Linked DNA regions of Homo sapiens: region 2 is linked to region 1. A link is an interaction called in ENCODE POLR2A ChIA-PET data of the cell type or tissue named here. Cell type or tissue: HepG2. All regions are shown on one strand. Each heading gives the region's core, and the rest is flanking DNA. Links, peaks and the distances in the headings are about the cores only. Region 1 has its middle 30 kb from the start of MED9. Region 2 has its middle 68 kb from the start of NT5M.

Evidence for each region. Peaks named below come from ENCODE experiments on the same cell type or tissue, not always from the same donor. Only the 100,000 strongest peaks of a DNase experiment are listed, where the experiment ranks them.
Region 2: POLR2A ChIA-PET joins it to region 1 with 20 read pairs; 2 of 35 experiments call an interaction of 5 or more read pairs at or near these places.

The regions. Positions count from the first base shown.
Region 1 is chr17:17,439,635-17,455,032 of GRCh38, forward strand. No RefSeq gene overlaps it. Among named protein-coding and RNA genes, the nearest start is that of MED9, 30 kb to the right of the region's middle. RefSeq lists enhancers at 2,129-2,974, 6,159-7,358, 10,457-10,958. In HepG2, for the core only: no CTCF peak of the experiment used is centred there; DNase peaks (open chromatin) are centred at 3,807, 6,297, 6,737, 7,870 and 1 weaker place; H3K4me3 peaks cover 1,216 bases; H3K27me3 peaks cover 576 bases.
Region 2 is chr17:17,363,506-17,378,903 of GRCh38, forward strand. No RefSeq gene overlaps it. Among named protein-coding and RNA genes, the nearest start is that of NT5M, 68 kb to the left of the region's middle. In HepG2, for the core only: no CTCF peak of the experiment used is centred there; DNase peaks (open chromatin) are centred at 6,556 and 6,976.

The DNA of each region.
Region 1 (15,398 bases), core at 2,897-10,896:
ATGCTACAACATGGCTGAACCTTAAGGACTTCATGCTAAGTGAAATAAGCCAGTCACAAAAGAACAAATAGTAAATGTGTAATTCCACTTATATGAGGTACCTAAAGTAGTCAGATTCATAGAGACAGAGAGTAAAACAGTAACTGTCAGGGGCTGGGGGAGGACGGGATAGGGAGTTACTGTTTAATGGGTATAGAGTTTCCGTTTGGGAAGATGAAAAACATTCTGGAGATGAATGGTGGTGATGGTCCCACAACAGTGTTAATGCACGTAATGGCACTGAACTGTACACATAAAAGGGATTAAGATGGTAAATGTGTTATACATTTTTCACCACAATTGAAAGCATATATTATTTTTAATTAATTTTAGCCTGGTAATCTCTCAGTGTCACCTTGTTTTGGTGCTGCTCTATGTAGATTGTTCAACATAGTACAAAACACGACTGGAAAAGATCAATCTTGCTGACATTTACTCGGGCTTAAGATATGGCTCAAGGGCCTTGCTCTTTTGGTCTTGTGCAAACCGCCCACAGTCCACCTGCTGGCTGGATGCCCTCATTGCAGGCAAAGCACCAGGATTTCTTATAATACCACCCATAGACCCAAGTAGGATCCTGGTGGCCTCGTGGTAAGCTGTGACAGGAATGCACAAGGATCTCCTGGCTTGTTGGCTGGCATCGCTGGCCCAGTGATGTGAGGTGAAGGGATTCTTTGCTCTGACTCAGCTCAATCCCCCTGTACAAAGGGACTAGGTGGGCTTGCTGTGCTTTTGGAAGGACCAGAAAAATCTGCTTCCTTCACTCACTGGGAGCCATGTATTCTCTTTGACTTTTGTTTGCAGGAGCAAAACAAACAGATGCTTGGGGAAAACCAACCAAAAAGGGGGGAAGGGGAGGCTGGTGCTGGCTGGCAACCTTGACTCAGCGCTCGGCAGGAGGTCCATTCGGAACAGAAACCCTCACCCTGCACTTTCCTCACCCAGCCCTGAAATCACAAACAACCCCTTGGCCAGGGTCCTAATGAGCCTCTGACAAACACAGCCCGCCCTCCTGACACAGAAAAGACAATTAGACATGCACAAGTGGCCTGTGAAATGCCAGGCTGGGCACTTGAGCTCTCCATGAATGGCACCCCCTGTACCCTGGGCCTTCTCGGAAAAACATTGCTTGGGTTCCTTACGGGTGGTAATGGCTAATAATGCAGAGAGAACACCGTGTTTTGGTTTCAGGCCTTTGGCCAGGGCGGTGAGAGAGGGGTGTGTGTGTGTGTGTTTAGTGATGGTAGTGGGGTGATATTTATTTTCATTTCTCCATCATAAAGGAATTGAAGTCCTATAGCATGTCAGCAATGTCAATGTTTCAGGGTGAAATAAACAAGTAAAAGGTGTTAGCGTTCAGATGAGCTCTAGCAGCCTGTGACGTTAGGAAAATCGCCAACTCCTGGGGCCTCAGTCTTCTCATCTGTAAAATGAGGATAATAATAGAAACCACCTTCCACTCATGGTGATTGAGTGAGCCATCGCAGGTAAAGCACTCAGCCCCAGGCCTGGAACATAGGACTCATTGAACATTGGCTATTAACTTAAAAGCAAGCGTTATGCGTTTTAGTCTATTTAAGGAGCCACTTTTGAATATCTGCTTGTGAACTCCTATATGAAGTTGGCTGTGAAAACACAGAAAACACAGTCTTTATGCTCACAGAGCTTGAGGACAACCAGGGTGACAAGAAAACCATCCGGGCAGGGCCAGCTCAATGCTGGCGCGTTGGCACCAACCAGGAGACAGCTGTGGCTTGCTTTAGGTCTGTTTGTTTCTTCTAATTTGTGTTATCTTTTTTCCTTTGGTGGTGGAGGAAGGGCGGTTTCTGTAGGCCGCAGACAGCAGGGTATGGATCATTGGTCTGGTCAGGCTTTAATCAAGTGAAAATCTGCTCTTCATTTGTTTGTTACTGCTACAAAGCACATGATTTTCTTTTTTTTTTTTTTTTTTTTCCACATCTGTTTTTTTTGTTTTTGTTTTTGTTTTTTTTTAATTTATTTATTTTTTATTGATAATTCTTGGGTGTTTCTCACAGAGGGGGATTTGGCAGGGTCATAGGACAATAGTGGAGGGAAGGTCAGCAGATAAACAAGTGAACAAAGGTCTCTGGTTTTCCTAGGCAGAGGACCCTGCGGCCTTCAGCAGTGTTTGTGTCCCTGGGTACTTGAGATTAGGGAGTGGTGACGACTCTTAACGAGCATGCTGCCTTCAAGCATCTGTTTAACAAAGCACATCTTGCACCGCCCTTAATCCATTTAACCCTGAGTGGACACAGCACATGTTTCAGAGAGCACAGGGTTGGGGGTAAGGTCACAGATCAACAGGATCCCAAGGCAGAAGTTTTCTTAGTACAGAACAAAATGAAAAGTCTCCCATGTCTACTTCTTTCTACACAGACACGGCAACCATCCGATTTCTCAATCTTTTCCCCACCTTTCCCGCCTTTCTATTCCACAAAGCCGCCATTGTCATCCTGGCCCGTTCTCAATGAGCTGTTGGGCACACCTCCCAGACGGGGTGGTGGCCGGGCAGAGGGGCTCCTCACTTCCCAGTAGGGGCGGCCGGGCAGAGGCGCCCCTCACCTCCCGGACGGGGCGGCTGGCCGGGCGGGGGGCTGACCCCCCCACCTCCCTCCCGGACGGGGCGGCTGGCCTGGCAGAGGGGCTCCTCACTTCCCAGTAGGGGCGGCCAGGCAGAGGCGCCCCTCACCTCCCAGACGGGGCGGCTGGCCGGGCGGGAGGCTGACGCCCCGACCTCCCTCCCAGACGGGGCGGCTGGCCTGGCGGGGGGCTGAACCCACCTCCCTCCCTGACGGGGCGGCTGGCCGGGCGGGGGGCTGACCCCCCCACCTCCCTCCCGGACGGGGCGGCTGGCCGGGCGGGGGGCTGACCCCCCCACCTCCCTCCCGGACGGGGCGGCTGGCCGGGTGGGGGGCTGACCCCCCCCACCTCCCTCCCGGTACCGGGACGGCTGGCCTGGGCGGGGGGCTGACCCCCCCCACCTCCCTCCCGGACCGGGCGGCTGGCCGGGCGGGGGGCTGACCCCCCCCACCTCCCTCCCGGACGGGGCGGCTGGCCGGGCGGGGGGCTGACCCCCCCACCTTCCCTCCCGGACGGGGCGGCTGGCCGGGCAGAGGGGCTCCTCACTTCCCAGTAGGGGCGGCCAGGCAGAGGCACCCCTCACCTCCCGGACGGGGCGGCTGGCCGGGCGGGAGGCTGACGCCCCGACCTCCCTCCCGGACGGGGCGGCTGGCCTGGCGGGGGGCTGACCTCCCCACCTCCCTCCCGGACGGGGCCGCTGGCCGGGCGGGGGGCTGACCCCCCCCACCTCCCTCCCGGACGGGGCGGCTGGCCGGGCGGGGGGCTGACCCCCCCCACCTCCCTCCCGGACGGGGCGGCTGGCCGGGTGGGGGGCTGACCCCCCCCACCTCCCTCCCGGACGGGGCCGCTGGCCGGGCAGAGGGGCTCCTCACTTCCCAGTAGGGGTGGCCAGGCAGAGGCGCCCCTCACCTCCCGGACGGGGCGGCTGGCCGGGCTGGAGGCTGACGCCCCGACCTCCCTCCCGGACGGGGCGGCTGGCCTGGCGGGGGGCTGACCCCCCCACCTCCCTCCCTGACGGGGCGGCTGGCTGGGCGCAAAGCACATGATTTTCAAGGGATAAGTTGTTAGGATGTTTTTAATTGTGATGATGAAATTCCAGCTCAAGTTAACTTAAGCAAAAGTAAACAAGCAAAATTCCAAAAAGGGAGTTTACTTTCTTACATAATTTCAGAGAACAAAGATGGGTGTCTTGCTAGCTTCAGTCATAGCTGGACCCAGGTGCTCAAATCTCTCTCTTTCTCTCTCTTCTTTCTTCATTGTCTGATAGCTTCAGGCATACACAGTAAACCCTCAGCTCATGATTTCAGAGTAAGAGAGAGCCTCCTCTTGGACCAACAACTCTAGACTGGGAAATGGGGCACCACAGTTGGCCAGACATGGGTTGCATTCCCCCAAAGCCAGGGGATAGGTTGACCAGCAGCTTCACAGGACCCACATGGGGCAGATGGGATGCAAGGCTGACAAACTATCAGTGAGACTCTGTGGATAGAAAGCATGAGTAGGCGCCAAACATTTCACGTAAGCAGCGAATATGCAGGCTTCCTCTTTGCATCTCACCCAACTATGCTTAAAATGGCTTGTCTGGCACACTTTGAGGGGTCAGCCTACTTCCTTGCATTCAAAAGGTGAAGAGTTTCTAACTCTTTGTTCTTGAATCAAACCAAGTGACTGAAGACTAAGTGTTCCAGATGGGCCAACCACGCAGCAGCATGGTGGCAGCTCTGAGATGCTGCCCAGTGAGCCCCAGTAGTCACATCCTGGAGAGTCCCCTCTTCACTGAATAGGACCCATCTGGCAACCAGTAGGACTGCAGAAATGATGTCCAAGGCTAGGCCATAAAAGACATGGTTCCTGCCTTGCTCTCCTTGAATCACTTCCTCGGGAGCAGCCAACTGCCATGTTGTAAGGACACTTAAGCAGCTCTGTAGAGGAGTCCATGTGGTGGGAAACTGAGGCCTCCCACCAACAGCCAGCACCAACCTGCCAGGCATGTGGGTGCACCACCTCAGAGGTAAATCCTCCAGCCCCAGTTCAGCCTCTAATGACACAACCCCAGCTGATACCCTGACTGCAACCCCATGAAATCCCTGAGCCAGAACCACCCAGCTAAGCCACTCCTGAATTCCTGACCCACAGAAACTATGAAATAATAAATGTTCATTGTTGTTTCAAGCCACTAAGTTTTGGGGTCATTTGTTACACAGCAGTAGAAATCTGATACAGGCATATTGTGGTCCCTTCCTCCCTTCCCAGGGACAGAGTCACTTTGGAAAGCTTCCTTGGATCATTTTCAAAGCACTTCTCAATAACTATCTTAGTTCTTGTTACAAAGTTTCAGTTTCACAAATGGACTCACACGGATATCACAGGCTGCTCCAACCCTCAACAGTGAATTTGCCGATAAAACAAAATCAGGGACTAGGTGTGGTGGCTCATGCCTGTAATCCCAGCACTTTGGGAGGCCAAGGCGGATGGATCACCTGAGGTCAGGAGTTCGAGACCAGCCTGACCAACATGGAGAAACCTCATCTCTACTAAAAATACAAAATTAGCCGGGCATGGTGGCACATGCCTGTAATCCCAGCTACCCGGGAGGCTGAGGTAGGAGAATCGTTTGAACCTAGGAGACGGAGGTTGCAGTGAGCCGAGATTGTGCCACTGCCCTCCAGCCTGGGGAACAGAGTGAAAAAAAAAATCAGATTTCCACTGCATTTACTTCCCTCTCCTGTACTAGATATGGAGGTAGTTGAAATTCTAACAGGAAGGATGCCTTCAAAGTTCGGTCAGTCTCCCTCCTTGTTACTGCATATGACGGGTGGTATCACACACTATCACAATACTGCAAAGTCATTGATAACATGTGGCAGGAGTGCCCTGGGTTCTGAAGCCCCATGAAGTCCTCCAGGCGGTCTTCTGGCTGAAGTAGTGCCTCCCTGGCAGATGAGCTAGAATTCAAGGAAGTCTGATCCTAGGCTGCTTGCATCAAGGGAGAACTCGGGGAAGAGGTGGATCCTGAGCACACCCTTCAATGCCCCCCTTCCCTGAGGTGACTGGGACATACCCCACACATACCCCACCTGGGTCCCCTGCTGTTGCAAAGCAGTTTCCCTCCCCCTCCCACAAGCCCTCAGTCACGTAGGTGCCAGCACCTGGGCCCCTCCCACAGACAGCCCCATGCTGAGCACCTTTCTGATCCTATGTCATTGCTGGCGTTTGCTTTTCCTCCCCTCTCAGGATCCAGATGTTATCATTCCCCAGGAGCTCAAACTACTCCATCTCCCTGGTCTCCCATCGTTGAACTCCAATCATGGAAAGAATGCCATACAAGCTAGTGCTCCTCAGTGTACCAGCCAGGACTCTGCAAGTGACAGAAAGCCCCGCACACAGGCTCCAGCCCATCCTCAGGTCTCTGCCTCCTGCTCCGGCTCTGGCTTCCTCCGCATGTTGGATTCGTATGGGTTGGTCCCCAGCTGCCCTGTGAGGCAAGGCAGGCCTTGATGTTCACTTGCCATATCAGGTCCCGCCTGCCTCTGCAGAAAAATTTTAGGCTCCTCAAGGTCTGGGTCCACTTCTACTCCTCCTATCAGAGTGTAAATAAAAACAGTCTCCTCATCCTGCCCCTGCTCATATAACCTCTGTGACAGGATGCTCACTACTTGGAGAAGTAACTCTTTTTGCGGAGCTGGTCTCCGCCCCTTCTGTGACTGCCACCCACTGGGCCAGTTCTGCCTAATAGCAAAGAACACTGCTCACCAATCTTCTTTCCTTTCCTTCCTTCCCTTTTGCCCATAAGTCACCGATGGATGGACTGGACCCATGGGCAACGTCTGTGGATGACGCTGTGTTTGTCCTTCCACAGGGCGTGGGGCTCCTCCACCCTGCATCAGGCACAAGCCTGCTTTTGGGGAAAGTCCCACCATCTCATTTTCCCTTGCCTAAAATAGCTACTTCCTTTATGGGGAATGCAGTGTGGTGGGGAGCAATGAAAGGGATGAGGTAAGTCATCCACAGATGCCTGGTTTGGAATCATTCCTGAAAAGGTCAGCGTTTTCATCAGCCAAACAGGAGGCAGGGCACTTCCGGCTGGTCATTAACCAAGGCAAACAGCGTGGCGGGGAAAGTCAAAGCCATAGCCAACCACAAACAAACAAGTCATGTATCCTCTGTGGAGGTGACTTTCTTCTGAAGGAATGTGTGGTTGTTTGCAGATAATATCAAATCCATTTCACGTCAGATCAGGATGACAGACAGCCAGAGGCTATTGGGGTCTCACATTAAATGGCTCTTTTATGGTAATAAATTGTTTCCTTTTCACGGTTGCATGAGCAATCTCAAGTTTTATTTTGAGGTGTCAACTGCCCTCAGGGACACCTGCCACAGGTGGGATCTTGGGTCCTGGCCACCATATGTGAGAGAGCAGACCCTGGCTGAGTCACTCAGCTGTGGTCGCATCACCTCTGTCCCTGCCCCACTGCTCAGCCCCATGCAGGCTGGCAGGGGAGGCCTCCTCTCCCCCATGGGGTCTCCCTTTCTTCCTCTCACACTGATCATTGGAAAGAGTGGCTTGCATTTGCCACAGTGCTGAGGGCTGTCAGTCTTCACAGCTGAGGAAATGACATGATTTGTTGGGAGCCACTTGAAATAACCAGTTCCCCAGCTGGTCTCGCTGTCCCTGTGCTGGCAGCCCTGCTGACGTGGGGCCTGGCTAGACAGAGGTGGGCCTTCTGTGCCCTCACCTGGGCCATCCCCACCATGCGGTGAGGTTGGGTTGCATCCAGCCAGGAGGCAGCTGGCAGGGCCCTGTGGCTTGTCTGAGGACCCAAGGGGGAACTTATCAGAGGGCAAGAGAGAAAGAGGGCTGAGGGGTGGTATGTAAGAGGGAGGGGGCTAGGAGAGTGTAGATGCTTCCTGAAAGGTCACGGATTCTATTGGAATTCCCAGCCAAACTTCAGGACTGGGAAACACCCTTCTTAGGAGGTGGCTAGGGGCTCAGGCTGGCTTGGCTCATTCCTGGCCTGCAGGCCTTGCTCCTGAGCACAGGGCAGGGGCTGCCGGCCCCGGTTCAGAATGGGATCTGAAAGCTGCCTGGAAAGAATGGGCCTCTGGATCAGGATCACCAGGGTGGGACCTGGATATTTCCCATAGTCACCAGACGTGTTGCTCAGAGGGAGGTTCCTGGCCAGCAGCTTTGTTGGCATCACCTGGGAGCTTGTTGGAAATGCAGAACCTTGAGCTCTGCCCAGACTTACTCCCTCAGAATCTGCATGGTAAATGATCTCTGCTGACCCGGGCACTGGGGTTCAAGGACCTCGGCCCTGCCAAATCTGAAATCCAGAGCTAGGCCAAAGTACACTTGTGGAATCAGGATGCTGAATCTAAGTTAAATGCAGAAGCATCCTTTGAGCAAAGGTGGTGGAGTGGGCTGAATTATGACCCTCTCAAAAGATGTCCATGTCTCAGAAATGCAGAATGTGACCTTATTTGGAAACAGAGTCTTTGCAGATACAATTAAGATCTTGAGGTGAAATCACCCTGAATCATCCAAGTGGGTCCTAAATCCAATGACAAGTGTCCTTGTAAGAGAAGAGGAGAAGACACAGAGACACAGGCAAGAAGACCACGCAAAGACAGAGACAGAGATTGGAGTGATGTGGCCACAAGCCAAGAAACACCTGGAGCCACCAGAAGCTGGAGGAGGTAGGAAAGATCCTCCCCCCAAGCTTTTAGAGCGCAAACCCCTGCAGAAACCTTGGTTTTGGACTTCTGGCTTCCAGAACAGTGAGACATTACATTTGTGTTGTTGTAATGATTACAGCAACCACAGGAAACTAAAGCAGGTAGCCTTTTCAGACTCTGCAGAGGAAAAAAAAGCATGGCCAAAGTTACCCAAGAAAGAGTTGATGACCCCACCAGTCCCCAGTCACAGCAGTCTTAGCTTTGTTCCCAGAATTAGCTGACCTCCTCCACCCCATTTCCTTATTCCTTTTTAATGCTCCACAAAACCCAAGGACAGTCGAGACCTGGTCCTGCGTGGCTGCCTGATCACCAGACCGTCAAAAGCTGCCGGCTCCTTCATGCTCCCAAACGTGACTATTTTATTTACTCTTAACTTCATCTTGTTTGGAAATTATTTAAAGCAGTTTCAATGGAGTCAAACTGAGTCATATTTTAACTGCTTAAGTACCACTTAAAAACAGACTTTATGAGTTCACTCGGATTAAGAAACAAAAAAGGAAATAAAAGAAAAATGAAATAAAATAAAAAAGAATAAAAACAGATGTCAACAAGTCCTTTGGCAAATGATCCCACAATGGCTTCATTTTCTGAGCTTAGATGGCGCTAGATGAGGTTAATTTCAAACGAGGTATACTAGTACTAGATTCGAATGGACAGAAACTCTGAAGGTTCTGGGATCGTTTTCCTTTTAGAAAGTTTTCAGGATTCAAAGATAAAGATTCAGGGCAGTGGTTCTCAACTTTGACTCACACTAGAATCATTTGGGGAGCTTAAAAAGAACAGCCACATTCCAGACTCTCCCCAGATCAGGTAAGTCAGAATCTTGGCGGGTAAAGCCCACCCTGGGGCTCCATGGAACCCCTGAGCCAGACCCTGCACCCAGCTTCGCACTGACCTCCACATGCTGCAGGGTGTAGTGTGGTCATGTGCCCAGGGCTGGCCAATCAGATGTGCTCACCCTGAGCTCAGCTGTGAAGGGGCAGGTACCATCCGGGATCCATTCTGCCAGGCATGATAACAGGCAGTGCCAGTGTGGACAGTGGTGGGATAAGCTGTGGGCTGGCACCCCATCGTACAGATGAGGACACAGCTCAGAGGGATCCAGAGACTTGTCCAAAGTCCCATAACTAAGGACTGGCAGAGCTGGGATTTGAACCAGCCCCTCTGGCTGCAACGCCTGCCACCTTTTCCTCCCTTGAAACAGCTCCATGCCTTAATTAGGGGCAGTGTTGGCCAGGCGCGGTGGCTCATGCCTGTAATCCCAGCACTTTGAGAGGCCGAAGCGGGCGGATCACCTGAGGTCAGGAGTTCGAGACCAGCCTGGCCAACATGGTGAAACCCTGTCTCTACCAAAAATACAAAAATTAGCTGGGTGTGATGGCAGGAGCCTGTAATCCCAGCTACTCAGGAAGCTGAGGCAGGAGAATTGCTTGAACCTGGGAGGTGGAAGGTGCGGTGAGCAGAGATGGTGCCACTGCACTCTAGCCTCGGTCACAAGAGCAAAACTCCATCTCAAAAAAAAAAAAAAAAAAAAATTAGGGGCAGTGTTCTGGACTCTGGCTTTCAGGCCTAGCTCTCTGATTCTCCCAGCACATCCATGAGCAACCAAACATGCCTTCTGCTTTTTTTCAAAGTTAATTTTGTTATTGAAGTATCAGATACATACAGAAAAGATCACAGATCCTAAGTGTGCAGTTCAATGAAGTTTGACAAAGCAAACACACTCATGTAATCAGAACCCAGACCAAGAAATAGAACAGGGCCAGCACCTTAGAGACTCTCCCAGGGTCTCTCCTCCCAAACATAACCACCACCAGATTTCTAGATTGGTTCTGCTTGTTTTTGAGCTTTATAGAAACAGCATGATATAGTGCACACCCTTTTCGTGTCTGGCTTCTTTGAGTTAGCGTGGGTGAGAGTCATCCATGCTGCTGTACGTAGCTGAGGTTTCTCCATCCTCCGTGCTGTCTGGTGTGAAGGGCCGTAACCAGCTTACCTGTTCTATTGTGAATGGACATTTGATGTTTGAATGGTGCTGCTAGGAATATTCTATTCTTATGCCTGTCTTTTGGCACCAGTGTGTACCCAATACCCTCTTAAGAAATGCTTCTGCTAAAGTGAGCAGAGTTGGTCTATGTTGTTTACAGCTAAGCACCTTGGTTGATGCCATTTATAAGCACTACTATTGTCCCCACTTTACAGAGGAGGAAACTGAGGTTCAGAGAGAGGTTCAGCCACAGGCCAGGCACAGCTGCGGCCTTAGTTACAAGGCCATGTCACTAAAGAGTAGCAGAGCTGGGATTTGATCAGAGCTGTCCTCTTAACCACTAGTTAAGGGACACAAGTGCATCTCCGCCCCTTAGACCTGCCTGATGCCGCACAGCGGTTTAACAGATAATACCCACCCCCTTGATGGAAATGGCTGGGGCGGGGGACTGAGAGCTGCACTGATGGTGCTGTCCTGGGCAGGGCTTGGGATGTCGCCAGCATGCAGGAGCCCTGAGAGGAGGATCAGTCCCTTCCAAGAGGGATATGAGGGAGGGGGAAGCCTCCTGGGCTGCCACTGCTCCTGGCAGCAGCCCTTCCAGAGGGAGGCTCCTCCCTGAGGGCAGGGGAGCTTCCTTTCGGAGGAGAGGGCAGGCTCCTTCGCTGGGCAGAGCGGTGGTCTGGGCATTGCTGAAGCGGCCAGTGGAGACAGGGATCCCAGCCTTGAGATTCACCCTCTGCCTCCCATGGGAATCCTAAGTAAGAAAATGATGCTTCTGACTGACTGTCTGGCAGCCCCTGGTGAAGAGCTGTCCCTACCCACTCACCTCTGCAAATAGCAGAATGGCATATGGTGGCAGAAGGAAGGGTCCAGAAGGTAGTTCTTCTGCGGAATGACCCATGCGATGGGCTGCTCTGTGACGCATTGGAGTGGGGATCATTTCCTTGCAGTGGAGGAGTGGGTCAGAGGCCGGGCTTGTCACATGGAAGTCCCTCCTGGGGATGGGCCACTGACAGATCCCTCTGTAAACAGCATTTGCATCAGATTCACTGCTCCAGAAAGTGGGGATCAGGGTCCCTGAAGCCAAGGAGCAGGCATAGAAGAGGCCAGAGGTGACTGGCAGCATATTTGACAGGATGCATAAATCTTGTTAAATGGGAGAGAAGCCAAACACGCTGGCTTTGTATGGGCAATTTAGACCTTCCTAGGTCATTCCCTGCAGGGACTGCAGGCCTCAGTGTAGTCTCTGATCTGCAGCAGCTGCAACAGCATCTAGGAACTTGTTAGACTTACTGGTTTTCAGGTTGCTACTTAATCGGAAGTTCTTCAGGTGGGGCCCAGCATTCTGTGTTTTAACATGCCAAGGGGATTCTGACGCATGCTGAAGTTTGAAAGCCACCAGCATAGTGCAATATGAAGTAGGCATTATCATCAATCCCATCTCACAGCTGAGGGAACAGAAGGTCTGAGCCAGTTTTACCCCAAGTTACACAATTAATAGGAAAGACAACAAAATTAGGTGCAGCTGTGAATAACAAAAATCGAACTCCAGAGCACCATGAACTAAACAAAATTGTTTATTTTTCCTTCATGGTCCAAGATAGCTGCTGAAGCTCCAGCCGTTGTGTCCATATTCTAGGCAGCAAAAAGGAGGGAAAGGGCCAGGCGCAGTAGCTCACGCCTGTAATCCCAACACTTTGGGAGGACGAGGCAGGTGGATCACTTGAGGTCAGGAGTTCGAGACCAGCCTGGCCAACACGGTGAAACCCCATCTCCACAAAAAATGCAAAATTAGCCAGGCATGATGGCGTGCACCTGTAATCCCAGCTACTCAGGAGGCTGAGGCAGGAGAATTGCTTGAACGGGAGGTTGCAGTGTTGCAGTGAGCCAAGATCGCGCCACTGCATTCCAGCCTGGGTGACAGAGCGAGACTCCGTCTCAAAAAAAAAAAAAAAAAAAAAAAAAAACCACTGTGCTCCAGCCTGGGTGACAGAGTGACACTTTGCACTTTGTCTCAAAACAAAAACAAACAAACAAAACAAGTAAAGGGAGGAAGGTCCCACCCTGTCCCTGTAGGGGACACTTCCTAAAATTGTATATACGGCTTCAGCTTACATCTCATTGGCTGCAATTTAGTCAATTGCTTCACCTAGCAGAAAGAGAGGCTGGGAGAATAAAGTCTGGGTCCTAAGTGACTATGCATGCAGGTAAAACTTGGGGTTCTGCTGCTATAGAAGAGCCTCGATAATGGGGAACAACTAGGCAGTCTCTGCCGCAAGAGTGTATCTGAGAATCAACCCAGGGCTTCTAATTTCACCATCTGAAGTTATGTTTTTGTTTAAATGTTGTCTTTATCTTCCCCTTTTAGAAGTCCCACCAAAAGCAAGCCTTCTTGGAAGTCTTCTCCGTTGCTGCTGTCTCCCCAATGCCTAGAACGATGCCTGGCTTGTAGTGGTGATCTTTGCTTGCTATTGAATATACTACTTTAAAAATTAAATTAAATACCTCATGTGAGAGAAGCTTTTTCAGGGTCTGGCACATGGAAGGTACTCAGAATGTGGTTGCTGCTATGTATTTAAAGCAGTGCTTCCCAACAAAGCCCCGCTGGCCCCTGGCAAGGTTTACCTCTTAGACTCTCAATCCCACCACCACCGCCTGCCTGCATGTACAGACTTGCACACAAATCTTGGCCCTTTCATTGGACTTTAAGAATAATCAGTGCTGGTCAGGCGCAGTGGCTCACTCCTTTAATCTCAGCACTCTGGAAGGCTGAGGTGGGCGGATCACTTGAGGTCAGGAGTTTGAGACCAGCCTGGGCAACATGGTGAAACCCCATCTCCACCAAAAAAAAAAAAAAAATTAGCCAAGTGTGGTGGTGCATGCCTGTAGTCCCCAACTACTTAGGAGGCTGAGGCAAGTGAATTACTTGAACCTGGGAGGCAGAGGTTGCAGTGAGCCAAGTTTGAGCCACTGCACTCCAGCCTGGTCAACAGAGCAAGACTCTGTCTCAAAAAAAAAAAAAAAAAAAAAAAAAATCAGTGCTGTTTGATTGGGTCTGGAGAATGCAAGCCACAGCCCAAGTAAGCAACTAGATTGGGAGAGAAAATTCATCTCGCCATTTCTTGTACAAGCCTGGAAGTAGGCCTTAAGAACAAAGCTGGGCTCAGGCTGCCGTGATGGGGTGTCTGTCTATTCTGGCGTTTGTCATTTGAGCTTTTCCTTCGTAGGTGCAGCCTTCTTGGGTTCCAGGGACTTGGTGCCCTTACTTACAGCCCATTGGGTGCCTGCCCCTTGTCGCCAGTGTTCAGGTTTGTGGTCACCCCTATGTTGCCTAACTGGGTCAGGCTGGATGGAGCCGGGAGGGCTGTTTGCGTTGGCTGCTTTTCCCTGTCAACTGTCACACACGAATGCAGCCTCCAAAATTCAATTTAACATAAATCTTGCCATTTGGACCAAGGCAAGTGGGCCTTATTCAAATCCGAACAGTCTATTATTGAGCTCGGAAACAGACAATAGCTGATGCTGTGATGTTCAGTTGCAACTGCCCTAATTACAGACAAACACTAATTTCATAGGATTTTTTAGAGTGAAGCAAATCTTTTGAAAGAAGTGTCCTCATTTAAAAACTACAGATCGAGAGGGCTATGAGGGTTCATTTTATTTATTGATAATGTGGACTGCGTCAATTCCTGAATCTCATTTGTTCAAACTCCCAGGGCTGTTGTGAGGAGCAAAATGAAAATGAGGTAATGTTTGTGGAGGTCCCTAATGAAGAGCAAAGCAATCCAACAGCTATAGTAGTATTGTGCGTTCAACGCCCTGCACCTTGCAGCTGCGTCCCATTAACAATGACCTCTGAGCTGTGAGCTCCAGGGCCTCTCCCCTCACTCCGCGGGCCACTCTCCATGGGTCCCTCACCTCCAGCTTCCTCTTTCCTTGAATGTGGCTTCTCAACATTTGGGCCATGACTCAAATGTCACCTCGTTGAGGAAAAGGTGTCCAATCAGTACTTACTGTGGTGCTCCGCCCTGTGTCTTTCCGAGTTCTTAGTCCCATGAGATAATCTGATGCATTGGTTGGCTTGTTTTTAATCTCTCTTCTCCATGGGAGCACCAGCTCCATAAGGGCAGAGACCTTGTCTGTCTTGTTCACACCTGCATCTCCTGTGTCCAGAACAGTGTCTTGCACCTAGTAGAGATGGATGTATATTGATTGGGAGTTTGGCTTGGGGAGGAAAGGAGAAAGTGAACTGTTAAGAAATTAGGGCATTTAGCATTATCTAAGAAACTGAAGCAGTACCTGGGGTCCCTGAGTACCTCGAACAGGTGTGTGGTGTGGTACCTGGAGTCCCCAGGGCCCCTAAGTACCTGGAGCAAGTGTGTGGAGTGGTACCCAGAGTCCCTGGAATCTCTAAGTACCTGGAGCAAGTACATGGAGAGGTACCTGGAGTCCCAGAATCCCTAAGTACCTGGAGTAGGTGGGTGGAGCAGTACCCAGACTCCCTGGAATCCCTAAGTACCTGGAGCAGATGTGTGGAGTGGTATCTGGAGCAGGTGTGTGGCATGGTACCTGGAGTCCCTGGAATCACTAAGTACCTGGAGCAGGTGTGTGGCATGGTACCTGGAGTTCCCTGGAATCTCTAAGTACCTTAAGCAGGTGTGTGGCATGTTACCTGGAGTCCCTGGAATCCCTAAGTACCTGGAGCAGGTGTGTGGAGTGGTATCTGGAGCAGGTGTGTGGCATGGTACCTGGAGTCCCTGGAATCACTAAGTACCTGGAGCAGGTGTGTGGCATGGTACCTGGAGTTCCCTGGAATCTCTAAGTACCTGAGCAGGTGTGTGGCATGTTACCTGGAGTCCCTGGAATCCCTAAGTACCTGGAGCAGGTGTGTGGCGTGGTACCTGAAGCAGGTGTGTGGAGTGGTACCTGGAGCAGGTGTGTGGCATGGTACCTGGAGTTCCTGGAATCTCTAAGTACCTGGAGCAGGTGTGTAGAGTGGTACCTGGAGTCCCAGGATCCCTAAGTACCTGGAGCA
Region 2 (15,398 bases), core at 2,886-10,885, 76 kb before region 1:
TGACTCACTCGTTGCCACCTCCTAAGGAAGGGAGGAAGATTTAAATGGGACATGAAGGAGCAGTAGGAATCAGCTAGCCCGGGGAGGTGGTGGTGATGGGGAAGAGGGGGGTTGGGCGTGACAACCCAGGGCAGGAGGGAGGTGGCCTTGGAGGGAGTGAGCAGGTCCATGAGGCTGTGCAAGCAGCCAGGGGCGGGGCAGGTGAGAGAGCAGGCAAGGTGGCAGGGGCTCTGTTGGCCTCGCCTGTCTCCGCCTGGCCCTCCCCTGTGGCTTCATCTTGTTATGGCATCTTGGGTCATCAGCCTCCTGCCACAGTGATGCACACACCCTGTTCCCCTGTTCCTGGGTGATTATAAACACCCTCAAGGTGACAGCCCGCCCTTCTCAGCCTCGTCTGCACCCTACAGAGTGAGCACCTGCAGGATGGGTAAATAAACAGCTGTGAGAACCAACCAGCCAATCTCACAACGAGGGGAAACCCAGGGTTAGGCAAGGTCAAGGACCCTGTAGCCCTTTTGTAGCCTTGAACTCCAGGGAGGGGTAGGGCAGCCGCTTGGTTGGGGCAAAGTGTGTATTTGAAGGAGCCAAGCAGCAGGAAGAAAGAGAAAGTAGTTCTCTATGGCTCTCCTGGGAAGTGAAGCACTTTGAAAACTTGGAGGGCTTCCTGGAAGAGGCAAACCCAAGGTAGCTGGCCCATCTCACCTCACTGGGGAAATTCTGACCCATTTCTTCCAGATCCCAGAGACTCGGCCTAGGTCCTGCTGGGCCTGGACACTGTACCCTGCTTCTCTTCAGGCAGGGCCTCCCTTCCCCAGATTCCCAGGCCTGGAGGAAGCCACAGGAAGTGGAACGAGGCGCCGGCTCTGTGTCTGCTTGGGGACATGGGTTAATTAATCAGGCTTTGCCCTTTCGTGGTGCTCTTGTACCCTGGAGCTGAATATTCAGGCTGGCTCCCTGACTTAGCTCCTGCCTGCGTCTGACTGGCTCTATTTTTAAAGCCCAGAGGACAGCTGACGAAAACGTTTAAAAAGAAACCAAATGTTTAACATGTAAAAGCCTGGTGCCTCTGTTTTGTTCGGAAAGCAGGATGACATGCGTTTTGTCCCCATCCCCGGGAGGGTGCAGCGTTTTGCAGCAAGGTCAGGGTCCCAGGAAACCCAAGTCAGGCCCCAGCTTTGCCACTTACCTCTGTGTGAACTTTGCCAGCCTCCTTCTCCTCCTGTGCCTCCGTTTCCACTATGTGAAAAGAGAAGTTGGGATGAGTTGGATTCCCCTCATTAGACTTTGGGTGATTCAAGAGCCGTTTTTCTGCAGGGAATGGGTGTGGTGGGGGCAGGCTCCCTCCTCTGTTCCCCACCTGCTCCTTCTCATTTCATCTGGCTAATTCCCCTGGAAAGCTCCACTTTCTAACTAGGAGGAAGGGTCTCCTGCAAGCCCTTCGCAAGGTGTTGGGGAGGTCTTGGGAACAGAAGTTGGCAGCCCTTGTCTTTAATCTGCAGCTCACATTCAGGGTCACCTGTGCCAGGCATCAGTTTTAACATATTTTATTTTATTTTATTTATTGTTTTTTGAGATGGAGTTTCGCTCTTGTTGCCCAGGCTGGAGTGCAATGGTGCGATCTTGGCTCACTGCGACCTCCACCTCCCAGGTTCAAGCAATTCTCCTGCCTCAGCCTCCTGAGTAGCTAGGATTACAGTCATGCACCACCACGCCTGGCTAATTTTGTATTTTTAGTAGAGACGGGGTTTCTCCATGTTGAGGCTGGTCTCGAACTCCTGACCTCAGGTGATCTGCCCGCCTCGGCCTCCCAAAGTGCTGGGATTACAGGCGTGAGCCACCGCGCCTGGCCTTAACATCTTTTAAAAGGGGGAGTGGCAGTGCCCTCCTGGCTCACCTCACACAGCTGTAGCAGGAATCTAATGTCATGGTAAATGTATGTGGTTGATGACACTTGGAGTTCCTTCAGTGCCACCAATTTTCAAGTACTCTAATCCAGATACTAACTGAACACGTACCAGTACCAAAAAAAACCCATTATTGACATGTAGGGTGGGGCCAACTACGTAGGCAACATGACTTCTGAGCTAGTCCCAGCAAGGGACAGCAGTTTGTCATGCAGGCCGCTGGTGCCTCTCAGTTCTCCATCACGGGGCAGAGGGGGCACCTCGAGGATGTGGCACAGGGTTCACCCCCACAGGGTTCCTCCTTGGCAGGGTGTGGTGGCCGCAGTAATCTGTCTAGCCCATATGTCCTCTGCACATGGCTCTGTCTCTCCCCTTGATTCTGGGAGGATGTGTAACTTGCTGAGGAGCAATAGAATGTGAGAAACAATGCAGCTTCTGCTTGGTTTGCTGAAATGCCACGTAAGCAGGCCAGCTGCTCGAGCTGCCATGCTGTGAGGAAGTCCAACAAGCCCACACAGATAAACATCAGGAGGAAGAGATGCCCCGCCAGGGGCTCAGAACCGCAAACGCACGACAGACTGTTTGGCTGAGCCCTCCTGTAATTCCTTAGGCACAAAAATTATGAGAAACAATAGTGTTGTCTCTGCTGCTAAGTTTTGCATGCTTTGTTACACAGAAGTAGTAACTGACTCAGAGATGGTTGGTGCAGACCCAAGGATGGGTCTTCTCTCAGAAGTCTTGGCTGTGGTCCAGAGTTGGGGTTGAGATTTTGGAGTGGAGTAGCTTGGCCAATGAAATGAGCACAGAAGTGACCGATGCCACTCCTGGTGGAAAAGCCTGTGTGCTACTCTCTTGCCTGCTTTGGCAAACTTTGAAGCCTCCCTTTGAGATGGGGGTGTCTTAAGATGGTGAAACATGTTAGTTTGAGTGGGTCCCTGAAGATCTGCAAAGAGAGAAACCACTCCCATCAAGCCAAACCTTAGTGGTATTAAGCCCTTGAGATTTGGGGGTTGTTTGTTACTGTAGCTTAAAGTGACCTCTCCTGACTGATACATGATACAAACAAATAATAAGAGTGAAATGTTTCCCATTTTATTGTTGAGAGACTGGGATATCGAGAACATTCAGTTAAGCATTAGCTCTTATTATAATTCCAATTCCTGTGTCTAAATGGAGACCCTGAGATGTGGAGTTGAATGCAAGAAGTTTGTTTGGAAGCTGATTCCTGGAAGCACTGATGGTGAGGTGGAGAAGTGAGATGGTGAAGGAAAAGGAATTTGATTACTGGGTGCAGGGATGAGAAGCTTACTGCTGTGGGTAACTGGGGTTTGGTCCTTCTGGGGATCTCTGGGAGACTGTGCACAGCATGCTTCAGGTGATCCCAGCCCAGAGGTACGGGAGCTGGGGATTTACCCATCTGCTTCCATCAATTGTTAGTTGAGGGCTGCTCCTGGGGTGTCAGCTGTCAGGCAGGCCCTCGGGCTTGCCCTGGGCACACAGCAGCATGTTCTTTGGCCAGGGGAAGTCTTCGGGCAGAGGCCCTGGCTTTGCAGGGAGGAGCTGTTGGTGAGAACAGACTTTGCCTGCTCTGGGAGTGCGGGGGAGGCATCCTACTTTACAGATGAGGAAGAGAGCTCTTGGGAGTCATCTGTGCCACAGCCTTAGCATGACCCCTGGCCCTTCCGACTTCCGGGCTTACGTTTTGGATCGCTGAGCCTCTTGGTGGGAAAAGCATAGAACACCAGGACGGGACCTCCTGTCCTGAGTCTCAGCTCCTGGTGGGAAGGGACTGCGTCTCTTTTGCTGTGACCAGCAGCTCTGCATCTGTGGAAATGTCCCGCAGGGGAGCAACCCAAGACCCAGGCGGGCTCTCAGGGACCCTCGTGGGCTGCCAGCTGGACAGCAGCCCAAGGGTTTGATGTGGGGCTCTCTTCCTTGCTGTGTGAGTCTGGGACCTCTCTGGGCCCTGGTTGTAATATGTGACCCTGCTTTGCCCAGAATTTGTGCACAGAGCAGATGACATGCTGGGTAGAATGCGAGGTACTGGAGCCACTGAGCACAGAGCTGGGATCAGCGCAGCGTTCTAATCTGTAGGGCAGTCGGCACGGCTGACAGGCAAAGCTGCCAAGGCTCAGCGAGGGAAGGGAGGCCGGAGGGGCTGGGGTCTGGGGCACACTCTCGTCTGTCCTCCGTCCCTGGAGGTGTTTCCTCTCCCCAGTCCCTGTTTGCTATTGACCCCCTGGCATCCATGCATTAATCACCCGCCATTTGGACACATTTATTTAGTACCTTCTAAGGCCCTGCAGGAGGAGGAGTCAAGTGAGGCTTCAAAGAGACGTATAATTGAATTAGGATGAAAAGCATAGAAACACATAACTCAGGGCTCAGAAATGCATTTTGATTGACGGAGCACAGAGTCTTGCCGAGAAGTTGCTCCTATGCTTGAAGCCCCCAAGGGAGGGACTTTGCCTGCCCTGGGATGAGAATCTACACCCTCCCGATCAGGTTTTTGGATTTTAGGGATGGAAAAGAAAAGGTACTTGGAGACATCCCAGAGAGGCCTCTGACCGAGATGATGGCGAAGGCAGGAATAGGGCTCTGGTGTCTCCAAGACTGAGCCAGGCAGGGCTCTGGGGGCCTTGGAGACTGTGGGATTGATGCTGCTGAATGCCAAGAGACACTGGGGTGATGTCAGCTGGACTTCCTCTCTGGAGGGTCAGGACTCACCCACGTGGTGCTGGACGGCCAAGCTCTCATTCATTCTGTGGGTCTGAGAGGGCAGGAGATCCCACACCACTGACTGGGTGAGTGACTGCTCAAATGGGATTTAAAATAACTTCAGGCAGGGCACTGTGGCTCACGCCTGTCATCCCAGCACTCTGGGAGGCTGAGGTTGGTGGATCACCTGAGGTCAGGAGTTCAAGACCAGCTTGGTCAACATGATAAAACTCTGTCTCTACTAAAAATTAGCCGGGCATGGTGGTGTGCCCCTGTAATCCCAGCTACTTGGGAGGCTGAGGTGGGAGAATTGCTTGAACCCGGGAGGTGGAGGCTGTAGTGAGCTGAGATTGCGCCATTGTACTCCAGCCTGGGCGACAGAGTGAGACCCCATCTCAAAATAAAATAAAATAAAATAAAATAAAATAAAATAAAATAAAATGACTTTTAAAAAATAAAGAGGTATGAATAAAAACAAAAACAACACACTGAAGCTTGGGGAATGCAGCAAAAGCAGTGCTAAAAGGGAATTTTCGACCTGTTAAATGCTTATGGGAAGGCCCGGCGCGGTGGCTCAAGCCTGTAATCCCAGCACTTTGGGAGGCCGAGGTGGGTGGATCACGAGGTCAGGAGATAGAGACCATCCTGGCTAACATGGTGAAACCCTGTCTCTACTAAAAAAATACAAAAAAATTAGCTGGGCATGGTGGCGGGTGCCTGTAGTCCCAGCTACTCCGGAGGCTGAGGCAGGAGAATGGCATGAACCCGGGAGGTGGAGCTTGCAGTGAGCCGAGATCACGCCACTGCACTCCAGCCTGGGCGACAGAGCGGGACTCCGTCTCAAAAAAAAAAAAAAATGCTTATGGTGAAAAACAAGAAAGATCTCAAATCAACAACCTAACTTTACAACTTAAGGAACTAGAAAACAAAAACAAAAACAAAACAGAATAAGCCCAAATAGCAGAAGAGAGGAAATAATTAAGATTAGAGCAGAGATAAATAATATAGAGAATAGAAAAACAATAGAGAAAATCAATGAAACAAAAGTTGATTCTTTTAAAAGACCAACAAAAATTGACAAAACTAACAAGAATGACTAAGAAAAAAAAGAGAAAAAACTTAAATTATCAAAATCAGAAATTAAAGTAGGGACATTACTACTGATTTTACAGGAATAAAAAGGATTATAAGAAAACGCTATGAACACTTGTATGCCAACAAATTGGATAACCTAGATGAAATGGAGAAATTCTTAGAAATACACAAACTATCAAAACTAAATCACAAAGAAATAGAAACTCCAAATAGACCCCTCACTAGGAAGGAAATTGGCTCAGTAATCAGAAACCTCCCAACAAAGAGAAGTCCTGGATTGATGGTTTCACTGATGAATTCTGCCAGAGATTTAAAGAACTACTCACACCTGTAATCCTAGCACTTTGGGAGGCTGAGGCAGGAGGATTGCTTGAGCCCAGGAATTTGAGACCAGCCTTGTCAATATAGTGAGACCTCATCTCTACAAAAAGTTTAGAAAAAAAATATCTGGGTATGGTGGTAAGTGCCTGTAGTCCCAGCTTTTTGGGATCTTGAGGTGGGAGGATTGCCTGAGCCCAGGGGTTAGAGGCTGCAGTGAGCTATGATTGTGCCACTGCATTCCAGCCTGGACAACAGAGCAATACCCTGTCTCTCTCTCTGTCTCTCTCTCTCTCTTTTAATTGTTTTATTAGATCCTGACCAGCTCACAGAGGGAGGACTCTCACCCACATTTTACACACAAGGAGACAAACTCAGAGGCAGAGCCAAGTCTGCATGTCCAGGCTCTCTGAGGGCCACGCCGTGCCAGCCCCCTTCCACCCTGGTCCCTGGCCTTCGTGTGGTGAATTCTGTGTTATGAATGGGGCCCTCTAAGATTCTTCCCACATGAGAAATTCTGTGACTCCAAGAATCAATATTTGAATTTCTGAAGCTCAACTGAAACCCAAACGCCAGTGAATCATGACTAACTTTTTTTTTTTTGAGACAGAGTGTCACTCTGTCGCCCAAGCTGGAGTGCAGTGGCTGGCTCACTGCAACCTCCACCTCCCGGGTTCAAGCAATTTTCGTGCCTCAGCCACCCAAGTAGCTGGGATGACAGGTGTGTGTGCCACCACACCCAGCTAATTTTTGTATTTTTAGTAGAGATGGGGTTTCACCATGTTGGCCAGGCTGGCCTTGAATACCTGACCTCAAGTGATCCACCCACCTCGGCCTCCCAAAGTGCTGGGATTACAGGCATGAGCCACTGTGCCTGGCCCCTTTTTTTTTTTTTTTAAAGTAAAGAAAATAGATCAATCAGACCACAACTGAATACACAATTTCCTAAATCCACAAAACCCGAGCCTCACAATACTTTTTAACCAGGGCCTGAGTGAGGGTTAGAACATCATGTAATTTTAAGCTTTGCTTAAAATCTCCCAGGAAAAATGGCTTAGATGGCATGGCTCAGACTTCTCCTGTATATGCACCTAGAAATACTGAATCGTTCCACCTGGAGGTCTTGCAGGCCCCTCCATCTCTATGGGGCCAACGTGGAACTTGCCTCTTCTTTCGTCTGGTCAACACCAGTCATGATTTTTGGCTGGCTGGCATTTTTGAACCCCTTTGTATGTCTGGGGAATCTCCCTCATGCTGGGCCAGAAATGTGCTTCCCAGGGCCCCTTGCACCTAGACGTGCACACGGGAGCTGGTAGGCAGGACAGTCACTGGCCCTGCATGAGGATCTGTAGACACCATGTGAGCCGCCCTGGCCAGGTGGCTGCTGAGACGCCAAGGGTCCAGTGGCAACCACAGCATCTGGCCCCAGTGCTGGTGGTATGCTCTTCTGGGCTGGGATTTGCATGGACCTCTGGCTGCAGGCCTGCCCTCCGGGCCATTTGAAGACCCTGTGAGCTGACTCTATCCTTCATTAATCCTTCACATGCCTAAACTGCCTGGCATGGGTTGCAAGGAGGAACCTTGACTGATACCTGCCTCCTCCCCAAGCTTACTCCTCCTCTGTTTCCATCGGAAACATCCCTCCCCTTGCCCAAGTGTGAAGCCCAGCAGTCACCCTGTCTCCTCTCTCCCTCCCCAGTTCCAATCCCCCAGTCTTACTGACAACTCTGCTTCCTACCTCTACAGCTCTGGAAGTGTCAGAGACGTTTGAACCAAAGCAACTCCATCTTGAATAGGAGCTGGGTAAAATGAGGCTGAAACCTACCGTGCTGCATTCCCAGACAGTTCAGGCATTCTAAGTCACCCTTTGTGTGTCTGAGGAATCTCCCTCATACTGGGCCAGAAACGTACTTCCCAGGGCCCCTTGCATCTAGATGTGCACATGGGAGCTGGTGGGGAGGACAGTCACCAGCTTATCATCACAGGATAAGATAGGAGGTCAGCATGAAATATAGGTCATAAATACCTTGCTGATAAAACAGGTTGCAGTAAAGGAGCCGGCCAAAACCCACCAAAACCAAAATGGCGACAAGAGTGACCTCTGGTCATTCAATGTTTGGGAGCCTTGCACACTCGCCTGGCTCCCCACGTGGCAATCATTCTGTCTGCCTTCAGGCTCCTGCACAAGCTGATGCTTCTACCTGGAGTTTTACTCCACTCTCTCCCTCCTTCCACCCCTACTTGGCCTTGGCTCTCAGCTTCTGGGAAAAGTCATTTCCAAACCTCCCCTCAGAGTAGTCATCTCTCCACAGCCCTCTGTGTTTCTGGGGGCTGTTAGGCATGGTGGCTGCCTGCTCATTCTTTGACACTTTCTTTAACACTTAGGAGCTCTGCAGCCCTGGGCAAGTTACTGAATCTCTCTGGGCCATCTTTATGTCTTCATTTATAAAATAAGGTTTGTGAAAGGAGAATAAATCTCAGGATCCCCAAATCACTAAGCCAAAGGGAAAAGTCAAGCTGGGAACTGTGTCAGGCAAACCTGCCTCCATTCTATTCCTAAATAAGATGGCTACAAAGATTGAAAAAAAAAAAGCCTACATGCCACATTTTCTTTCTTTCTTTTTTTGAGACGGAGTCCCGCTCTGTCGCCCAGGCTGGAGTGTAGAGGCGCGATCTCGGCTCACTGCAACCTCCGCCTCCAGTTCAAGTGATTCTCCTGCCTCAGCCTCCCGAGTAGCTGGGACTACAGGCGCCCGCCACCACGCCCAGCTAATTTTTGTATTTTTAGTAGAGACAGGGTTTCACCATGTTGGCCAAGATGGTCTCAATCTCCTGACCTTGTGATCTGCCCACCTTGGCCTCCCAAAGTGCTGGGATTACAGGCATGAGCCACTGGGCCCAGCCCACTTTCTTTATCCTAATGAATAGCTAATAGATGCTGGTCTTAATACCTGAGTGATGGGTTGATCTCTGCAGCAAACCACCATGGCACACGTTTACCTATGTAACAAACCTGCACATCCTGCACATGTACCCCAGAACTTAAAATAAAAGTTGAAGAAAAAAAAGCTACATACCTCCCTCACAACTTGCCCACAAGGAAATTCCTTGGATGAGGGACGGACAGAGCTCAAAGCCATCCTTCTGCCCACCGGAGACAAATGCACCTCTGATCGCCTCCTTTGCCCTGTTGTTTCACTGAGCCAGACTAAGGTATCAGTGACTATTCCTCTACCCTCCTCTCACAGGTAAATTGTGTATTCAGTGAAAGGCTAATCAGAGACCCCAAAGAATGCAACTGTTTGTCTCTTATCTACCTATGATCTGGAAGTCCCTCCCCGGCCTCGAGTTGTCCCTGCTTTCAGGACCGAACCAATGTACATCTTACACATACTGACTGACGTCTTCTCTCTCCCTGAAATGTATGAAACCAAGAGTGCCCTGACCACCTTGTTGTCAGAACCTCCTGAGGCTGTGTCACGGATGCGTGATCATAGCACCATCTTAGCTCCTTAACCTTAGCAAAATAAACTTCCCAAATCGACTGAGACCTGTCTCAGATAGTTTTTGGTTCACAGGTTCACCACATGTGCAGCCTCCACCCTTCTCCAGGCTGTTCTGGATGCTGCCCCTTCAGCCTGCATTTCCCTGTCTCTGGCTTCCCAGCACAGACTGGGGATGGGAGGGAGGGGGATGTATCTGCTTGGGACCGGCCTCTCACAGGGTCACAATGGGGCAGCCCTGGGGGTAGTAGCTGCCCACTGCTGCTGCCCTTTGGGGGCCTCCACGCCTCTTGGCTGTTCCCTTACCTCTGCCTAGGGCAGTGCAAATGCCGGCAGGCCTGCTTATTACACTTCGCTTCATTGCTGTTTGCAGATACTGCATTGTTTTTACAAGATTGGAGGTTTGGCTGGGCATGGTGGCTCAGGCCTGTAATCCCACCACTTTGGGAGGCTGAGGCAGGTGGATCACCTGAGGCCAGGAGTTTGAGACCAGCCTAGCCAACATGATGAAAACCCATCTCTACTAAAAATACAAAAATTAGCCGAGCGTGGTGGCGGGCACCTGTAATCCCAGCTACTTGGGAGGCTGAGGCAGGAGAATCGCTTGAACCCGGGAGGCAGAGATTGCAGAGTGCTGAGATCGTGCCACTGCACTCTAGCATGGGTGACAGAGTGAGACTCCGTCCCAAAAAAAAAACAAAAAAAACAAAAAAAACAAAAAAACAAGAACAGATTGGAGGTTGGCGGTGGCCCAGCATCCAGCAAGTCTATCGGTGCCATTTTTTCCAGCAGCGTGGGTTCACTTTGTGTCTCTGTGTCACATTTTGGTAATTCTCACAATATTTCAAACTTTGTCATTATTATTGTGTCTGTTATGGTGATCTGTGGCCAGTCCTCTTGGATCTTACTATTGTAATTGTTTGGGGGCACCATAAACCAATAAGAAAGTGAACTAATGTGTTGCATATGTTCCAACTAGTCCACCAACTGGCTGTTCTCTGTCTTTTTCTCCTCGGGCCTCCCTATTATCTGAGACACAACAATATCGAAATTAGGCCAACTAATAAGTCTACAATGGTCTCTAAGTGTTCAAGTGAAAGGAATAGTTTTGGGTCTCTCACTTTATGTATTTATTTTTGAGACAGGGTCTCGGTCTGTTGCCCAGACTGGAGTGCAGTGGTGCGATCATAGCTCACTGCAGCCTCGAACTCCTGGGCTCAAGCGATTCTCCTGCCTCACCCTCCCAAAGTGTGGGGATTACAGGCATGAGCCACCATACCTGATGTCTGTCACTTTAAATCAAAAGCTAGAAATGATTAAGCTTAGTGAGGAAGGCCTGTTGAAAGCCAAGATAGGCTGAAAGCTAGGCCTCTTGTGCCAAACACTTAGCCAAGTTGTGAAGGCGAAGGAAAAGTTCTTGAAGGAAATTAAAATGCTACTCCAGTGAACACACAAATGATAAGAAAGTGAAACAGTCTTATTCCTGGTATGGAGAAAGTTTGAGCGGTCTGGAGAGATCAAACCAGCCACAATATCTCTTAAGCCAAAGCCTAATCCAACGCAAGGCCCTAACTCTCTTTAATTCTATAAAGGCTGAGAGAGGTGAGGAAGCTGCAGAAGAAAAGTTGGAAGCTAGCACGGGTTGGTTCATGAGGAATGAAACCACTCCATATTAAGGAATGAAACCCACTCCATAACATAAAAGTGCAAGGTGAAGCAGCAAGTGCTGATGGAGAAAACTACAGCAAGTTCTCCAGAAGATCTAGTGGAGATCACCGATGAAGGTGGCTGCACTAAACAGCAGATTCTCAGTGAGGATGAAAGAGCACTCTATTGGAAGAAGGTGCCATCTAGGACTTTCATAGCTAGAGTACAGAAAGTCAATGCCTGGCTTCAAAGCTTCAAAAGGATAGTATAACTCTTGTTAGGGGCTAATGCAACTGTCATTTACCATCCCCAAATCCTAGGGCCCTTAAGAATGATGCTAGATCTACTCTGCCTGTGCTCTAGAAATGGAAAACCAAAGGCTGGATGACAGCACATCTGTTTCCAGTGTGGCTTGCTGACTATTATAAGTCTACTGTTGAGACCTCCTGCTCAGAAAGAGAAGATTCCTGCTCATTGACAATGCACTGATGGAGACGTATAAAGAGATGAATGTTGTTTTCATGCCTGCTAACACGACATCCATTCTGCAGCCCATGGATCAAGGAGTAATTTTGACTTCCAAGTCCTATTACATAACACATATATTTCATAACAGGTATAGCTGCCATATACAGCAATTGTTTTGGTTGGTCTGGGCAAAGTAAACTGAAAACCTTTGGAAAGGATTTGCCATTCTAGACGCCATTAAGGACATTTGTAATTCATGGCAGGAGGTAAAAAATATCAACATTAACAGGAGTTTGGAAGAAGCTGATTTCGACTCTCATGGATGACTGAGGGGCTCAAAATTTCAGTGAAGAAAGTCACTGTAGATGTCGTGGAAATTGCAAGAGAATTAGAAGTGGAGCCCGAAGATGTGACTGCATTGCTGCAATCTCATGATCAGTTGCTTCACCTGTTCAACTTGAACAGATGAAGAGTTGCTTCCTTTTTTTTGAAACAGGGTCTCTCTCTGCACAGGCTGGCGTGCCGTGGTGCGATCTTGGCTCACTACAATCTTTGCCTCCCAGGCTCAAGCAATCCTCCCACCTCAGCCTCCTGAGTAGCTGGGACTACAGGCGCTTGCCACCATGCCTGGCTAATTTTTGTGTTTTTTTTGTAGAGACAGGGTTTTGCCCATTGCCCAGGCTGGTCTTGAACTCCTGAGCTCTAGCAATCCGCCCGCTCTGGCCTCCCAAAGTGCTGGGATTACAGGTGCTCGCTACTGCACCCAGCCGAGTTGCTTCTTATGGATGAGTCAAGAAAGTGATTCCTTGAGATGGAATCTACTCCTTGTAAAGATGCTATGAGCATTGTTGAAGTGAAAACAAGGGGTTTAGAATATTACATAACATTAGCAGCAGCAGGATTTGAGAGGGTTGACTCCAATTGTGAAAGAAGTTCTTTGGGTCAAATGCTGTAAAACAGCATCACATGCTACAGAGAAATCTTTTGTGAAAGGCAGAGTGGATCTATGTAGCAAACCTCATTGTTGTCTTATTGTAAGAAGTCGCCACAGCCACCCCGTCCTTCAGCAATCACCACCCTGATCGGTTGGCAGCCTTCAACATCAAGGCAAGACCCTCCACCAGCAAAAAGACGATGACTCGCTGAAGGCCCAGATGATCACTAGCATTTTTAGCAATAAGTATTTTTAAATTAAGGTATGTACTTTGTTTTTTAGACACAATGCTATTGCACACTTAGTAGACTACAGTATAGTGTAAATATAACTTTTGTGCACTGGGAAACCAACAATTGGTGTGACTTGCTTTATTGTGTATTTGTTTTATTGCGTCAGTCTAGAACCAAACTTGCAATATCTCTGAAGTGTGACTGTAGTCACTTTGTAAATATGTCTTCTCTGAGCCATCTGGGGAAGTTCTGTGTTACATTCCAGGGCTGTCAAGAGGATTCAGTAAGAGCACTTTTGCTGGCGCCCTAGCACAGAGCCTGGTGCAGCACGTTTTAGCTGTTAGTGCTTTTCCTGAAGCACTGCACCCATCAGTCTGCTTCACAACTGATAATTTTCTCATCTGTTTCTGCCAACAGACCAGATCCGCAATGCGGAGACCTTTCTCTGCTATATTATTAGTACTTATTGAGGAGTGCTTGGTTGACAAGAGCATGCTTGGTCGACAAGCAATGTTAATGGTCCCACCTGCCTGTTTGCAGTGCCATTGTGGTGTCAGGAGTACAAGAGGCAGGAATGGCCACAACACCCCCTGTGCAGTTGTCTAGGTTGTGCACTGCAAAAGTTGCCTGCCTTGAGGAGCAAGGGTAGCTGAGATTAGCCTGGGTTCTTCCCACCAAGCTGTGCTCCCAAGAAAGAGGAGTCTCCTAATTTGTTCAAAGGGGCTGCATGAACTAGTGGTTCCTTGGGTCTCCACTCCCCGACAGAAAGTTTGTGATGCCTAAACCCAGTTTCTATTCATTTATACAGGAGACTCTGTCCTCCTGCCTGTGCTCTACCGCCCGGGGCGCCGGGCACCTCTTTTTTATGAGTTGCTCTCTGCCTTCCAGTAAGCCAGCAGCTTTCCACGGAAGTGCCTTGGCTTGAGAGAGGCCTGCAGAAACCAGCAGGGACAGGATCTCTGAGAAGTTCCCCAGCAGCCTGAACATCGGAGCCACTGATCTTCCAGATAAATAGGGGCAGACAAAGGCGAGTGAGCAGTGAGCTCCAGAGAAACCAGTTGTGTCCGGCCGCAAAAATAATGTCCCTGGCTGCAAAGTGGACTCAAAATGGACTAATAGGCAATTAGCACCAGAGTGCCCCTACCCAGCCCGGAGCCCATTAGACGCAGGACGGCTTTAACCAAATCCTGTCTTAAAGAGCTCTGTTGAGAGTCTCCATAATGTAAGTAGGGCCTTAATGGGGAAAAACAGCCTGGTGACGCAGGTGAAGAGAGCGGTTCTTAGTGGGAGCTTATAAGTGGGCTGGAGGCAGCCGAGCACTATTGAGGTGCTCTGCAGGGGCAGGTGGAGGCAGAGGCGGTTGCGTTTCAGTCCAACCTGTTCTGGTTAGCTCTGTTCCAGGGCTTCCGCCTATCCCCAAATCTCTTCCATATTTGGAGCCCAGAAGGGCACCACCGCTGTGGTGTAACCTGCGTCTCCACCTCCGCCCAGGGTGGTCAGATCTGGTATGTTCTGGGGACTGGAAGCAGGTGTTCAGGCTCCAGGCCTGCATGTGTCTGTGACACTGGCCTTGGCCCTGTGCCTTGAGTTCCCTTCCCTTTACTCTCTCCCTCCCTGGTGAGGCGAGAGTATGGCTGACATCACCTACCCTCTGGGCAGCACCTTAGGGTCTCACCCCTGGCTGCCTGCGGGAGCCACTAGGTGAGCTTTCCAAATGCTGATGCCCAGGCAAGATCCTGAGATTCCAATCGGTTGGTCTGGAGTGGGGTCCCAGCATGGGGACCGTAAAAGCTCACCCACTGGCTCATGTGCACCCAGGGCTGAGCCCCACTGGTCCCCAGGGCCTGTCCCGTTCATGCCCTCTCTGCTGGTTAGCCAGGCCCTACAGGGAATTAGGCAGGTGTACCTTATTAGATCCCATGCTTGAATGAGACACCTGGGTAGCCTCTTAGACCCTGGAGCAGGAGCCCTCAAGCGGGTTCCCAGACTGGCAGCATTGGTGAAATGCAGAGTCTCAGGCTCAGCCCCAGACCTATGAACTAGAATCCCGCAGGTGGGGTCCAGCCATCTAAGTTTTAACCAGCCCTCAAATTTGAGAATCACTGTGCTAGAATAGTGACAGAATTATCACCGCAGTTCAGTGCTTTTGAAACTTTAACATGGACAGAACTCATCTGGGCATTGTATTAAAATGTAGATTCTGGGGCTGGGCGCGGTGACTCATGCCTATAATCCCAGCACTTTGGGAGGCCAAGGCGGGCGAACGAGGTCAGGAGATCGAGACCATCCTGGCTAACACGGTGAAACCCTGTCTCTACTAAAAATACAAAAAGCTGGGCATGCTGGTGTGTGCCTGTAGCCCCAGCTACCAGGGAGGCTGAGGCAGGAGCATCGCTTAAACCTGGGAGGTGGAAATTGTAATGAGCCGAGATCGTGCCACTGCACTCCAGCCTGGGCGACAGAGCAAGACTCCATCTCAAAAAAAAAAAAAAAAAGTAGATTCGGCTGCAGTCTGAGCTGGGGCCACAGTTCTGCATTTCTAACAAGGTCCCAGGTGCTGCTGCAGGTCCCAGGCCCA